2 separate regions of the Homo sapiens genome follow, and region 2 is linked to region 1. Evidence: read pairs that join two places in POLR2A ChIA-PET (ENCODE). Cell type or tissue: OCI-LY7. All regions are shown on one strand. Links, peaks and the distances in the headings refer to the core of each region. The heading gives the core; the rest is flanking DNA.

The links. ChIA-PET counts read pairs that join two places held together with the same protein. Peaks named below come from ENCODE experiments on the same cell type or tissue, not always from the same donor. Only the 100,000 strongest peaks of a DNase experiment are listed, where the experiment ranks them.
Region 2: POLR2A ChIA-PET joins it to region 1 with 11 read pairs; 2 of 35 experiments call an interaction of 5 or more read pairs at or near these places.

The regions. Positions count from the first base shown.
Region 1 is chr5:73,945,092-73,952,449 of GRCh38, forward strand. LOC105379034 (a long non-coding RNA gene) reads left to right here and starts at 1,007. Exons shown (of 4, transcript XR_001742745.1): 1 at 1,007-2,406. In OCI-LY7, for the core only: no CTCF peak of the experiment used is centred there; DNase peaks (open chromatin) are centred at 1,450 and 3,740; H3K4me3 peaks cover 289 bases; H3K27ac peaks cover 961 bases.
Region 2 is chr5:74,349,607-74,356,964 of GRCh38, forward strand. The region is part of intron 3 of LINC01331 (long intergenic non-protein coding RNA 1331); the gene reads right to left. Among named protein-coding and RNA genes, the nearest start is that of LINC01333, 32 kb to the left of the region's middle. In OCI-LY7, for the core only: no CTCF peak of the experiment used is centred there; no DNase peak of the experiment used is centred there.

The sequences.
Region 1 (7,358 bases), core at 1,021-6,020:
AATAGCGGACTCCTTCCTGGGATGCTATGCTCTTAAAGTGTAACCAAATGCCCTCTCATCCCCTCACCTTTCCACATCCACCTCTTCCATAAAGCAATGTAGGTTCTGGTCAAATGGGGAATTGGATATCTTCCTATTTGATCCCACGCCACAAGAAACTAAGAGTAAAAGGGGTCCTGGGATCACCTGAAGATGCTTATTGGAACAGAGGGGACCAAGAGGATGCCTAAGTGTACCGCTAAGGGGTGGATTGATGACTTGCATGATAACCCACAAGGCAAGATTGTAAGTGGAGAAAAAAAGAGACAGGCTCATGTACCTCTTCTGCTTTATTTTTTACCCAACCCTGATGCTACCCATAGCTCCCTGTTTTAATCTACCACCTAGGGCTGAGTGGAGCATGGAAAAGAAAAAAAGGAGGGGAACACATGGAAGATTCCAGAATTATCTTGATTGACATGCAGAGTTTGCTCTTTTCTTTCCTGACTGCCTCTCATGCACAGATGTCCCTCTACCAATGTGAGACAGGCAGCAAAAAAATATGGAAAAGCCAAACAGACTTGGGCCCTACTTACTGGATCTCCCCCAGGGCCACAGGGTTGCACACCACCAGGGGGCACTATTCATGCTCTGGAGCACACATACGCGTAGATTCCAACGTGAGTGGAAACTTATGGAGTTGTACAATCCTGCAACCTTGCTTCTGAGCTAGGTTTGCTTACCTATGAAATGAGGATAATAATAGCTATGTCCGGATCACCTGAAGTCAGGAGTTCGAGACCAGCCTGGCCAACATGGCGAAACCCCGTCTCTACTAAAAATACAAAAATTAGCCAGGCATGGTGGCAGGTGCCTGTAGTCCCAGCTACTCGAGAGGCTGAGGCAGGAGAATTGCTTGAACCTGGGAGGCGGAGGTTACAGTGGGCCGAGATCGTGTCACTGCACTCCAGCCTGGGGGACAAGAGCGAGACTTCGTCTCAAAATAAATAAATAAATAAATAAATAAAAAATAATAACAATAGCCATGTCTTGCAGGGCTGTTGTGAACTACTTGAAGAAGCCCAGTGCAGTAAACGGCATACAGTCAGCACTCTAAAAATGAGAGCAGTTGTTATATGCTGGGGATAGGGGTAGAAAGAAGGCAGGCTTGGGCATGCTCAAGAATCGAAGTAGCTAGGGCATCGCTACTTTGGTTTTGTCCAGCTCATTTTCCCGTGCTGAGAGATGTCGAAGATCAAAGCCTGTTAGGATGCTGGGCTCAGAGTAAGAGCTTCATGCTACTTATTGGATGAGAGGATGAACAAGAGTCTTTGGAAATCAGAGATCAAAGGGTCGTCAGAACTAGAACTAGAACTCTGATCCATTACATTTCTTTGCCTCTGGCTGGTGAGTTCAAAGCAGTCAGCTCGAGTTGATGATTGAACATCGTTTTGGGTGAAGTAACAAGGGACCATGGTTCAGTGGTTCTGTAGAAGCTTCATGGCTGAGAAACTTCAACATGCCATTATTTGAATCCTAGTTGTCTACTCTTTGAATGGCAGAAAGTCAAAGGTTTTAGATACTACCAGCAGCTATGGGTCTCATAACAATTGCCCAAGGAGAAAGAATGAACTTGGTACGAACACAGGATTATATTTTCTTTGCTAATTTCACTAGATTCTATAGTTACATTAGAGAACTGTTCCTTATTTCTGGAAGAGCCCCAATTTCCACCTTCCCCTTTTTTATGCATAGGTCTGGCAATAAATTTAACTTGGCTCTGTCTCCAGGCAATCCAGGGTTAAACTGTCTCCTAGGGCACACAATTTCAGTCCCTAGGGAAAGTATGAAAAACCTTCTCTTCTTGTTCAGAAGCTCAATTGAGTGTCTCCATTTTATTTCATAAATGAGATCTGATTTGTCTCCTAACATGTATTTTTACTTACTCAAGAGTGTGTCTAAGTTCTTTTCTTTCTCTCCTGAGCTGGTTTTGGGTTGTTTGCCTATTCATAGAAGGAAACAGTGAGGGAGAAAGCAGCTAGAACTCTGATGAATGGTTTACTTCTTGTTAGCAACCCAAGTTAAACATTTAATGATGGAAGCGGGTATGGGCTGAAATGCCATTTGGGGGTAAATGCCTGGCTTCATTTTTTCATGCTCTCTTTACCACTACTCGCCCCAGCCCCTCACACCCTGTATAATGTCTGAGCAGGTTTTCTGCATAGTTGCCAGTGCTTATTTTTACAATCTCTAACATAACAGCTTCAAATATAAACACAAACATAGCCAGCATGAACGACAGCATCTGCATTGGCCACGGAGCTAAAACAGGCTCTTAGAAATGTGCTTGACATTTCCCGTGGCAGCTTCACAGCCTCCTTGGAAAGCCTTGGTCCACCTCTCTGCTGCTGACAAGCTCTGATTTGGGTAAGATGCTGGCAGGTGCCAGCAAAGGACAATAGGCTTTTAATTAAGGTCTGTAGAGCCATAGCTCAGGAAACACACCTCCTGAAGAGTTTTTTTTTTTTTTTTTTTTTTTTTTAAAAACACTTGCGTTTCTTCTTGCTACCCTACGAACAGTAACTGTGTGCTCCATCGAGGCAACTGTGGTCGTTAATCTTCCGTAGCACAGGAATTGCTAGTAACATAAAGGTAGTAATGGGATTATGTTTTCTTTTCTTTTTTTTTTTTGCAATAGCTTAGAAAATTAATGTTAACTTCTGTTCCTAGTTTGGGGCAGTTTTTACTATGATGAAGCTGAATGTGATCATACAACTCCATCTTTCCATCCAAACTCCCTCCATGCAAATTTCTTATTATATCTGACACAGAATTAATGTAAACATTTTTGTAATGGCCATATTTTGAGTCACTCACTTAGAGGAAGGTTTTCTAATGTGGAATCTGAGCCTGTTAAGCATCGTTGCTATGGAGACTATGAGAGTTGGATTAATTAAGGCTTGAACAGATGTGAAGTGTGCAGAATGCACTATTTTCTGTTAGTAATTAAAGAGGGTATGTGTGTACGTGAGAGAGAAAGAAAAATAGAGACAATCCGAGACAAAGCAGTCAGACGTGCTTGGCACCGGACATGTGACATTTTCTTCAGTAGAACTAACTGCTGATAACTCTGCTGACACTACTCTATTTTCTCCTCCACCCATGCCAGACAGAATAATTGCTTGAAATGGCCAAGCAGTCCAACCTTTCTTTCTTTTTTGGTCTGATTTATGATAGGCCCAGGAATATACAAAAACATGTTCTTGGATCAGTGAGTTCAAACGACCCATCTCTCTGAACACTCGAAAGTCAAACTGGACTGTGTAAATGGTTTTTAAGCTGCCTGGCAGGAAGGCCAAGTTTGCAGACTGGAGCTCTATTAGTTGTCCAGCCCCCTGGTAGTATTGTCATCAGCGAATTGATAGCCAAGAGAGACACTGGCTGCGCAACTGCCAAGGAGAAATTGTCATGGGAATGCCTTTAAGACTGGAAAGTGAATGAAACATCAGTCTGGTTTGAGTTTAATTTGGAGAATATTTGTTTCAGTTTGAACTAAATCTTTTGCTTTTTAAAACACTGTATTTCTATTTTCTCTTAAGTAATATAGTAACATGAGGTTTAGGTCTGAATTCAGCAGATTAGGTTCCATTGGAATCCTGCTTAGTGGCCCCAGTGAGTGGTGTCCCCATATAGCCTCCTGGTTGGCAGGAAGTAGTTAATGGCTTAAAAATGTCTAAAGGCTTTTCTGCTGGGTTGGCAGCAGTTTTGCTTGAACTGGTAGCTTTTGAAGCATGATCATTTTTTGTTTGTCTCGCAGCTGTGGAGGTGGGGTTGTCTGAATCAAAAAGCATCACAGAGGTACTTTGTTTCCTGGTGGACTGTGTCCTGGTGGCCCAAATTTGGCCTCTTCCCACCCACAGACTATGCAGGATGAGTTAGAAAGTAATGATGCAATGGGGAATTGCGTGGCCTGGGAGGTCAAGTGTTTGTGTATGTGTGTGTGTGGTGGTGTGTGCAAGAGCACACTCTCAACTAAAGCATGTGTCTCGTCAAACTCCTACACCTCTAAGGAGTCAGGCACATCCACAGACATAAGTTTTCCCAGTCTTGCCATGTCTCTACATGTCACTAATTACAGCCTGATTCTGTGAGGGTTTCAGTCTATGAATGGGGCAGTTTAAAACAAAACAAAACAAACAAACAAACAAAAAACAACTAGGTGAAGGCTGCAGGCAGCACTCTTCCATCTTAGAAATCAGACATCTTTTGGTTGTGCTATTAAGAGCCATAGAGACAGGGAAACAGGGACAAATTGGATCAATGTGAATTTATCACTATCTGGGGAGAAAACTTAAGTCTGCATCTTCATTTCCGCATTGTCCTCTACAACTGCGACCTAAAGTTCACTCACCCTTAAACATGACTGTTAAATCTGTTGTATATTCCATGTTTCTTGTCATTTGAGGATTATGTCCATTTATCTCATCGGAGAAAGCATTTAGTGAGGCTACAGAAAGTAGTATTTGCCATTTGAATCAACTGTGATTGATTTTTACATCTCTGGGTATTAATAAGAAAAGTGACTTATTAAATATAATTCTGTTTGCCTTTTCTTTCTCCCCACCACATATAGATACAGGAGAAAGTATATTCTGGGTACTTTGTGAACTGAAAAGGAAATTGGGGTGAGAGAAAAAACAACAGCAGTGGTTCAATGCCTTTGAAGGGACATCTGTTAAATGCTTTAGGAAAAGAGCAACAATGGAAAGCTTGAAACCAATAAAACCAGAGCCAGCACAGGGAGTTAATTCAAGAAGAAAATCCACTTTCCCTCTAAATCATCAAATTTCGAGAAGTGTTTTATATTTGGCAGACATTAGTATGTATTCTCTGTGTGTGTGTGCCTTCATCCATACTTGTTTGTATACGCACACTGTTTGAAGTCACTTCAGTATACTTAAACAAACTACCATTTTCCTTCCATTTTGTCCTTCCATATGTTAGTATGAGGCCAAAAGTACCCAATTGCCCAGTTGCTATCATGCTGTAGACATGATCCACCATTTCGCTGTCTTAGTCTTTTGGCTGTTAAAACAAAATACCATAGACTGGGTAGCTTATAGAGGACAGAATTTATTGTTCATAGTTCTGGAGGCTGAGAAGCCCAAGCTAAAGGCTCTGGCAGATTCAGTGTCTGGTGAGGGCTCCTCTTCTGGTTTATAGATGGCTCCTTCTAGCTGAGTCCTTACGTGGTGGAAGAAGCAAGGCAGCTCTCTGAGGCTTCTTTTATAAGGGCACTAATCCCAGTCCCTTCTCTGTGTAGCATTTCTTCTTCCCAGGTTTGGAGCAGGACCTCTCTAGAATAAGGGTCTTCAAAGGAGAAGAGAAAAGGAAGACAGTGGCCTTTCTAGGTTTTATGGCTTGCTTTGGGAGAGAGGGACTCGAGTTTCTATGACTCACCTTTGGGGAAGAGGAATTCTGGTTTCTATGATTTGCTTGGGGAAGAAAGAGCGACAGGAGACAGGAGGGTGGGGGAAGGTCAGAAGATCTTGCTTTTGAGGCCCTTCCAGTCTCTTTCAGTTCAAAGTACTCAACACACCAAGGTGTCATACTTTGGGGTATCATGTTCTGCACTCCAAGATCACAATAACTGGGAAGAATTACTAGCATTAAGTGAACAGGAGAAGCAGGAAAGCTAAAGGTCCTGTGGTGAGTAGGACAGTCCTGTCCAAGATCAGTTGCCAAACCGCAAAAGCCCATTGAAAAACATGGATCAAATTTCAGCTTTTAGAATATTTTTCACAGTGTGAATTCAAAAGTGAGAAGTCATTTAGAAATCCTTATACATTCTGAAAAGTGGCTATTTGTAGATGCCAGTAATATGGAACATCTTGATTTTGAACCAGAGCAAGACTTTTAGGAAGAGTATCATTGAAATTCAAAGAGGAGCCTTAGTTCAAGAATTCTTAGAAAAATAATTTCCTTAACATTGCCAACCTCATTGTGATAGACAGGGCAACACAAAGCCAAAGTTAACGAGGCTCTGACATTTTTAAAGAACATATTCTAACTTTAGCTGACATTTAAATTAGAAAGCCCAGCAGTGTAGCGGGGAGCTGATTGATTTGGAAAGCATGGATCCAAGATAATGAGGGCTCTGCCATGCTCTTCCTAGTGATGGGTAATAAATGAGCTCTTCCTGGCCAAAAGCAAAGGAGATGAGGCAGTTCCTGCATTTGAACTGCAGGCATTTGCACTGCATTGAGACGAAAAGTCATTCAGATACTGCTTTTCTTCTGCTCACTATAGCAATATTTTCATATTAGCCTTCATAATGAGCAGGAAAAAGACCCTGGTAGAAAAGACCCTGGTAGGCATTTCATGTGTCAGAAACACTAATGGTTGTTTTCTTTAATTTCCCAATGTGCTTGAGACATACTAGCCTTATAGACAGCCAACAAAAATGGATTCTAGAAGTAGATTGGTCCTGCCTTGACCTGCCAAACGTGGGAGGTTTGAAAAACTCAGATCAGAAAACTAAACCACCCACCCTCCTTTGGAAATCGATCACCTGTTTTGGGAAGAGGCTGACTCTACTTTGCTGTGAGGCATGATAGAGGCAGAAGGCTGTGAGTGGGAAGAAGCCATCACTGAGAGCCAGCCTCAGGCCCTTCTCAGTTGCCATAAAACCCTTGTGCTTCAGCTTTCCTCATCCATAAAATGGTCTCATCGTAAAGTTCACCCTCTCACTGAAGATTAATGAAGTGACACTTGTAAAGGATTTTAACTCAAAGGATCAACTCCAAGTACTTTAAATTCTTTGGAATGAAATTATTCCAGGGAATATTTATCTGGAAGCCAGATTGACAGGGGCCTTCTGGAAGCCCAGTCAACATCAACACGACAAAAGAACCGTTAGTTTCGGGCCGAGCACGGTGGCTCACGCCTGTAATCCCAGCACTTTGGGAGGCCGAGGCGGGTGGATCACGAGGTCAGGAGATCGAGACCATCCTGGCTAACACAGTGAAACCCCGTCTCTACTAAAAATACAAAAAATTAGCCGGGCGTGGTGGCGGGTGCCTGTAATCCCAGCTACTGGGGAGGCTGAGGCAGGAGAATGGCGTGAACCCGGGAGGCGGAGCTTGCAGTGAGCAGAGATTGCGCCACTGCACTCCAGCATGGGCGACAGAGCGAAACTCCGTCTCAAAACAAAAAACAAACAAACAAAAAAAACCAGTTTCCTTTCAGGAAAAGTAGATGCTCATTTTATTTGTTAAAGGGAGAGAAAAGCACAAGTCTGCCCTAGAAGTCATATCAATAGGCACAAAATTTGATTGACAATGAGGTTAGTCCTCTTAATCAGGCTCCATTCATTGGTC
Region 2 (7,358 bases), core at 1,514-6,513, 410 kb after region 1:
TGTGGCGTTCTCTGTAATTCCTGAATTTGAATGTTGGCCTGCCCTGCTAGGTTAGGGAAGTTCTCCTGGATAATATCCTGCAGAGTGTTTTCCAACTTGGTTCCATTCTCCCCGTCACTTTCAGATACGCCAATCAGACGTAGATTTGGTCTTTTCACATAGTCCCATATTTCTTGGAGGCTTTGTTTGTTTCTTTTTATTCTTTTTTCTCTAAACTTCTCTTCTCGCTTCATTTCATTCATTTGATCTTCAATCACTGATACCTTTTCTTCCAGTTGATCAAATCGGCTACTGAAGCTTGTGCATTCATCATGTAGTTCTCGTGCCATGATTTTCAGCTCCATCAGGTCATTTAAGGACTTCTCTACACTGGTTACTCTAGTTAGCCTTTCGTCTAATCTTTTTTCAAGGTTTTTAGCTTCTTTGTGATGGGTTTGAAGTTCCTCTTTTAGCTTGGAGAAGTTTGATCTTCTGAAGCCTTCTTCTCTCAACTCGTCAAACTCATTCTCCATCCAGCTTTGTTCCGTTGCTGGTGAAGAGCTACGTTCCTTTGGAGGGGGAGAAGCACTCTGATTTTTAGAATTTTCAGCTTTTCTGCTCTGTTTTTTCCCCATCTTTGTGGTTTTATCTACCTTTGGTCTTTGATGATGGTGACGTACAGATTGTCCTTTCTGTTTGTTAGTTTTCCTTCTAACAGTCAGGACCCTCAGCTGCAGGTCTGTTGGAGTTTCCTGGAGATCCACTCCGGACCCTGTTTGCCTGGGTATCAGCAGCAGAGGCTACAGAACAGCGAATATTACTGAACAGCAAATGTTGCTGCCTGATCCTTCCTCTGGAAGTTTCATCTCAGAGGGGTACCCAGCCGTGTGAGGTGTCAGTCTGCCCCTACTGGGGGGTGCCTCCCAGTTAGGCTACTCGGGGGTCAGGGACCCACTTGAGGAGGCAGTCTGTCCGTTCTCAGATCTCAAACTCCATGCTGGGAGAACCACTACTCTCTTCAAAGCTGTCAGACAGGGACACTTAAGTCTGCAGAGGTTTCTGCTGCCTTTTGTTTGGCTATGCCCTACCCCCAGAGGTGGAGTCTACAGAGACAGGCAGGCCTCCTTGAGCTGTGGTGGGCTCCACCCTGTTCAAGCTTCCCGGCCACTTTGTTTACCTACTCAAGCCTCAGCAATGGCGGGCACCCCCCCACCCCCAGCCTTGCTGCTGCCTTGCAGTTCGATCTCAGACTGCTGTGCTAGCAATGAGTGAGGCTCCGTTGGCGTGGGACCCTCTGAGCCAGGCATGGGATATAATCTCCTGGTGTGCCGTTTGCTAAGACCATTGGAAAAGTGCGGTATTAGGGTGGGAGTGACCTGATTTTCCAGGTGCTGTCTGTCACAGCTTTGCTTGGATAGGAAAGGGAATTCCCTGACCCCTTGTGCTTCCTGGGTGAGGTGATGCCTCACCCTGCTTCGGCTCACTCTTGGTGTGCTGCACCCACTGTCCTGCACCCACTGTCTGACAAGCCCTAGTGAGATGAACCCTGTATCTCAGTTGGAAATGCAGAAATCACCCGTCTTCTGCATCTCTCATGCTGGGAGCTATAGACTGGAGCTGTTCTTATTCAGCCATCTTGGAACTGCCCCCAGGAAGAATAAATTCTAAAGGTAGTGAGTAAGAAGGAATGAGTCCCAGGTTCTGCATCCACACAGATATCCCCACTGCTAACATCCATTCTCTGACATCCAAGTAAATGTCAATGACAGCACATTATTCATAACCATCATTCTTATTAATTTACATTGACCAAGATAACACAGGTATCCAAAAAAGATTGAAAAATAATCAATTCCAGAGCTTAGGCAATAAAGCAAGTTTTAAAATCACATTGCTTTTTGGAAATGATCATATTCATACTATATAATGATCTGCACTCTATAGTACTTTACAGCATTTGGGCATCTGTGTATATCCAAGGTTTAGAGTCTGGCTCTGGGAAAAGCCCCTTCAGCACAGTTATATACACTGTAGGCAGAGAATGTGAGGGTTGATCAGTGTCCTGCATACAACACCCTGAAATAAACCAGGGCACAAAAGAAATAGATCCTGGCCCAGAATGGTGCCTCACATCTATAATCCAAGCACTTTGGGAGATCAAGGCAGGTGGATCACTTGAGCCCAGGAGTTCCAGAACAGCCTGGGCAACATGGAGAAACCCTGTCTCTACAAAAAATATACACACAAAAAATTAGTTGGTTGTGGTGGTGTACACCTGTAGTCCTAGCTACTGGGGAGGCTGAAATGGGAGGATCGCCGAAGCTCAGGAGGTCAATGCTGCAGTGAGCCGTGATTGCGCCACTGCACTCCAGTCTGAGTGAAAGAGTGAGACCTTATCTCAAAAAAATAAATAAAAAGAAAGAAAGAAAGAAATAGATCCCTCACAGCAGTCCTGAGTTTGACTATAGCAGTTATCTCTCCTCTGCCTGAGTATAGACTCAGCCCAGAGACCAGTGGGGATGAGGAGGATGGGGACCGTCTAGGAATCAGTATCTCATAGAACCCAGCTTTTGACCCTCACCTCAACCCAACCATAATGGATAGAAATATGTATCATTATTCTTTGTCAGTATTAAGAAGATCATAGGCAGTCCTGACAAAGTGCTTTTCAGCTCAAACCACCAGCGTTATTTTTCCTATTCTGTAAATCATTAAGTACCTGATCTATAGAATTTTTAAACTCTTGCAAGAGACTCTTGCACGGCAGCTTCAAGAATATGCCACAGTTCAATCAGAAAGCCGTTTTTAATATTAGGATGTATTTTTCCACAGACAATTTGACTCCCAGTGGTGGAATGTGGGGGTGGAGGAGTGAGGAGGAGTAATTCCTAAAACATCTTGACTCTGGTTTTGCCGGAGAGTTTGTATAAAATATGATTATCAAGATACTGATTGCACAGAGCCAACATTACAGATGCACATCTTTTTACTCCATCTCTTTACTCTCTTTTCCCTTTTTCCAAATGAAATTTTACACAAGTAAAGGAAGATCATTTTTGTTAACTCAAGAAATGTAAGGATATTTCTGATTTGTAGCCTCTAATTTCTGTAATTAAAATTATATATTGCTCAGATTAAATTTGAATAGAAAGGCAATCAACTGTATAGCCAAGGATATTTCTTTTTTAAAATGTATTTCTCTCCTGCATTAGAACTGGCATGATTCTTCTGGTCTTCACCAAGCAAAACAATTGTTTTTTAAAAGGAGAATAATTCAGTCTACTCATTCATTTAAAGCAAGAAATTTTGAAGAGGATGAAATGAGAATTCCACAACTCCTTACTTAAAACCATAATTGGAAAATCCCCATAAGATTGTCCTCTGGGTTCACACCTAGGGATCAAATTTCAGGTAAAGCTGTGTTTTAACAAGATTCACCCAATTCTTCCAATAATAAACCACATTGGACAGGTTCCAAGACAAAAATGCCATGTATTGTATTATGCATAATAGCAAGTCATATTTATGCAGGGCCTTGGTATGATTTACAATTGTTTATCAATTTTTATTTCTTTTTATTCTGTTTTTTTTTTTTTGTTTTTTTTTTTTTTTGAGACGGAGTCTCGCTCTGTCGCCCAGGCTGGAGTGCAGTGGCGCAATCTCGGCTCACTGCAAGCTCCGCCTCCCGGGTTCACGCCATTCTCCTGCCTCAGCCTCCCAAGTAGCTGGGACTACAGGCGCCCACCACCACGCCCGGCTAATTTTTTGTATTTTTAGTAGAGACGGGGTTTCACCGTTTTAGCCGGGATGGTCTCGATCTCCTGACCTCGTGATCTGCCCGCCTCGGCCTCCCAAAGTGCTGGGATTACAGGCGTGAGCCACCGCGCCCGGCCTTATTCTGTTTCTTAACATGTGAACCTGACTGGCATGCTTACATCAATTGCTCTTTTTTCTTGCTTTGTTGTGGCTGTGTTTTAATGAAAACTCTTCATCCTGAAAGACATCCAGCTCCATGCCAGATCAATGGAATCTGCAGGTTTTCTTTCTGGAATATAAAACAAGAGCTTGGATTCAACTGGCCAAGAAATATATTTGCTAATGAGGCTTTCCTCAAAGGTCACTCATTCATTCAGCAAGTATTTACTGAGCACCTCTTAGGCTCCAGGCATTGTGCATGTCTGTGAATATAAAAGTGAATGAAGCAGACATATGGCCCCTGACTGTGTGGTGGCTGAAATGCAATGGGGAAGACTGAAACAAGCAAACATCTAATTATACATTGTATTACATTGAGGGAGGAAAAAACAGAATACTGTGATAGAGAATAATGCAGTGCAGAGCACTGCTACTTAGAACAGTTGAGGAAAGCCTCGTGGAAGTCTTTTAAGCCAAGTCCTAATTGATAAGGGAGACCCAACCACTGAAAGAGAGGAGGGGAGTATGTCAGTAGAATAGCAGATGTGAGGGTCTGGCAAAGGGCGTAGACAATCGATGCTCACCATCTTTGCCCACCTACCTGCTGGCCAGCTTCACAGGGCAAGTCCAGTTCATTTCCCCTAAGAAGCCTTCCTGCCCATCCACGCGTGGTCCTCTCTTCCACAACCTCCTCCAGCATTTCAATTGTTCCCCATGACTTACCACTGAGCCATATGCTGGGTTGTATTGTCCTCAGATGGTTCCTGTGGTTAAACCTGTCTCTTTCACAAGTTTTGCAAACCCACTGAAGACAGAGGGCATGTGCCCCTTTTGCACCCCATGCCATGTCTGCTGCAGCACTGGAGCGGAACTGACGCGGGAGGCATTGAAATGAACTGAAGATGGAAGGCCTAGCGGGGCAGGTGAACGGCTGTGGCTAAGCCTCTTTTCTATCTGCATCTGCTCACATTAGACAAAATGCAAATAAATAGGCCCCATCTCTCTCTGTTCTTAGCATTTATATGACACCTTTCAGCACAGAGAAACGAGTAAGTGTAACCAGAAGCGGTTGTTCCATGTGCTCATCCCCAGCTCGGCTGTGGCCAGGCATCTGGTCCCCACCTGCCCCCATACCACTCCTTCCCAGAGGGGCAGCTGTGGACCCCACCACTTCACTTTCAGCAGAGCCTTTCCCATGGAGCCGCACACTGTTGAAAGAACGCATTGTCTGTGCTAAAGGGAGAACGCAGGTAGCACATTGCAAATCTGAGCTGTTACGTGATAGATGAGCAATGAAAAGCGTCCTGACATCATTAAGGTGTTCCAGAACATGCTGTCTGCTCCAGCCTCACCTGCATGCAACCGCATGAAGACAGAATTGCCTGCATGATGACCAAAGCCTGGCTTTGGAGTCAGCAAATTGGGTCATTCCAACCCCACGAGGTTTTTCTAGATTCTGCCAGTTGGGGACAAAGACATTTCATAGAAACTGCTAGACTCACATCTGCAAATGGTCTTAGAGGGTAGGGCTGTCTTCAACCATATGAAAATAGACTTGCCTTTTCACTCTTCCAAGTATTCCCAGAATTTGAAGCTGTCCTTCAGCACTACCTCCTGCCCCACATTCTGGAAGCCCTCTCCCAAGCCCCAGGGCATCCATGTCTGGACAGGGCCCTCTGTAGAACCCACCGCACAACCTCCTGACTTTGCCAGGGCCCAGCACTAACAGGGAGTTGGGGACAGACCACCTGCTGTGTGGCAGAGCAACTTATCTGACATTTATGGGATGAGATTTGTCACGGTCAGAAAGGGCAACTCTTTAAAATTTTTTAAAGAGCATCTCAACCTTTGGCACACTGCCTGGGGAACTAAAAGTAACCTCTTATTCTTCCCTACTGATATTGTGGAATTTCAAGTTTCTACAAAAGAACTTGAGTATCAGTCAGCAAAAGCAGTGGAGTGGCTGGATTTATTCCTCATGGCTCAATCACTCCTAATTTGCCTACAGGAACCTAGTGGTCGTTGAGGTAGAAGAGGATACATCACTCTACAACACACAGGACAACATCCTGGGCTCTATCCTCATGGCAGCAAGCTCATTTTGCCTCCTGTTTCATAGTAAGAGTCACTGTTCACCGAGAGCAGCATGTGTAGTGATTGGAACATGCACTTCAGAGTCAGATTACATGGGTACAAATCCTGGTTCTGTCTCTTACTACCTGTGTGATCTTGAGCAAGTCACGTAGCATCTTGGTTTCCCCGTCTGTAAACCAGAGGGAAATAATAGCTCAGTCAATGAAATATGATGTGGCTCAAATGATGGCAAAAGTCCTCAGTACAGTGTCTGGCATGTAAAGGGGTGTAGTAAATATTCACTATTTATCGCAGACCTACTTACTATGTCACACACTGAATTATGTGCTTTATTTAATTCTGTAATTTAATCCTACAACAACTCTCAAAGGTAGGGCCTATGCTTATAATCACCATGCTATGCTACTCACCTTGTTTCCCTAAGAGAAATATTTTCTTGTCAGTGGCTATTCCCACCTGCAATTTTCCCTTGACAAATTGCTCCAAGACAGGTACTTCCTAAGGGGACGCTTTCTCCATTAGTGAGACAGTAGGGGAAATGGAGGGGCAAACCTTGACCCACCATTACCAAGAAATCACCTGTGGAAGTGAGTCATCTATCTCTCGTCGCTGGGCTGGACTTGATGATTAATGGGAGACATTTAAGATTAATACACTTTCTTGTTTAAGTTTTGAAAATTAAAGATCTTAGAAATGTGAGCCCAGAGAATAAAGAAAAAAGAAGGAAGTAGAACAATATTCTCTTTCTAGTCACCTGCTTTCAAGAACTCAGTCCCTTTAGGCCAGCATTTAGAGAATTGCCTGTCCCCAGCCAGGTCATCTTGCTTTCCTTTTCTCCCTCCTCACCTCCAAAGGGACGTTAGTTCCAGCCAAAGTGCTTATCATAGATCCTCAGCGCAAACAGTTTCCAAGTTACCAAATGGGACCGTGGAACAATTGATTGTACTGGCACAGGCCAACGGTGGGAGATAATAGAGTGACATGTGGGCCCAAGCAGCTATTGTTGCTGCATTTTTCTGTTTGGTTTTGGGTTTTTGGTTTTTTTAAAAGCATGAGTGCACAGGCTGTGCTGGCCTAAGCCCTTGAGATTCTTGAGAAAGAAAAGATACCTCAGCTAGAGTCTTATTGAGGCCAAGTTTCTAACAGCTCAGGCCCAATCCTGTTACCTTAACAGAGCTGACACTACCTCATCCTGAAACGGGCTTTCAGACCCAGCCATCAAGAGCTATCCTTTGGCCCCAAATGTCACTACCAGAGTTAGGCCATTTAAATGAGCATGGCTGACATTTATTGAGCACTTTTCACTGTGATAAAAGGCTTTTCAGGCTTTCATTTAGATCTCAAAACAGATGCATTTTAAAGAGACTTAT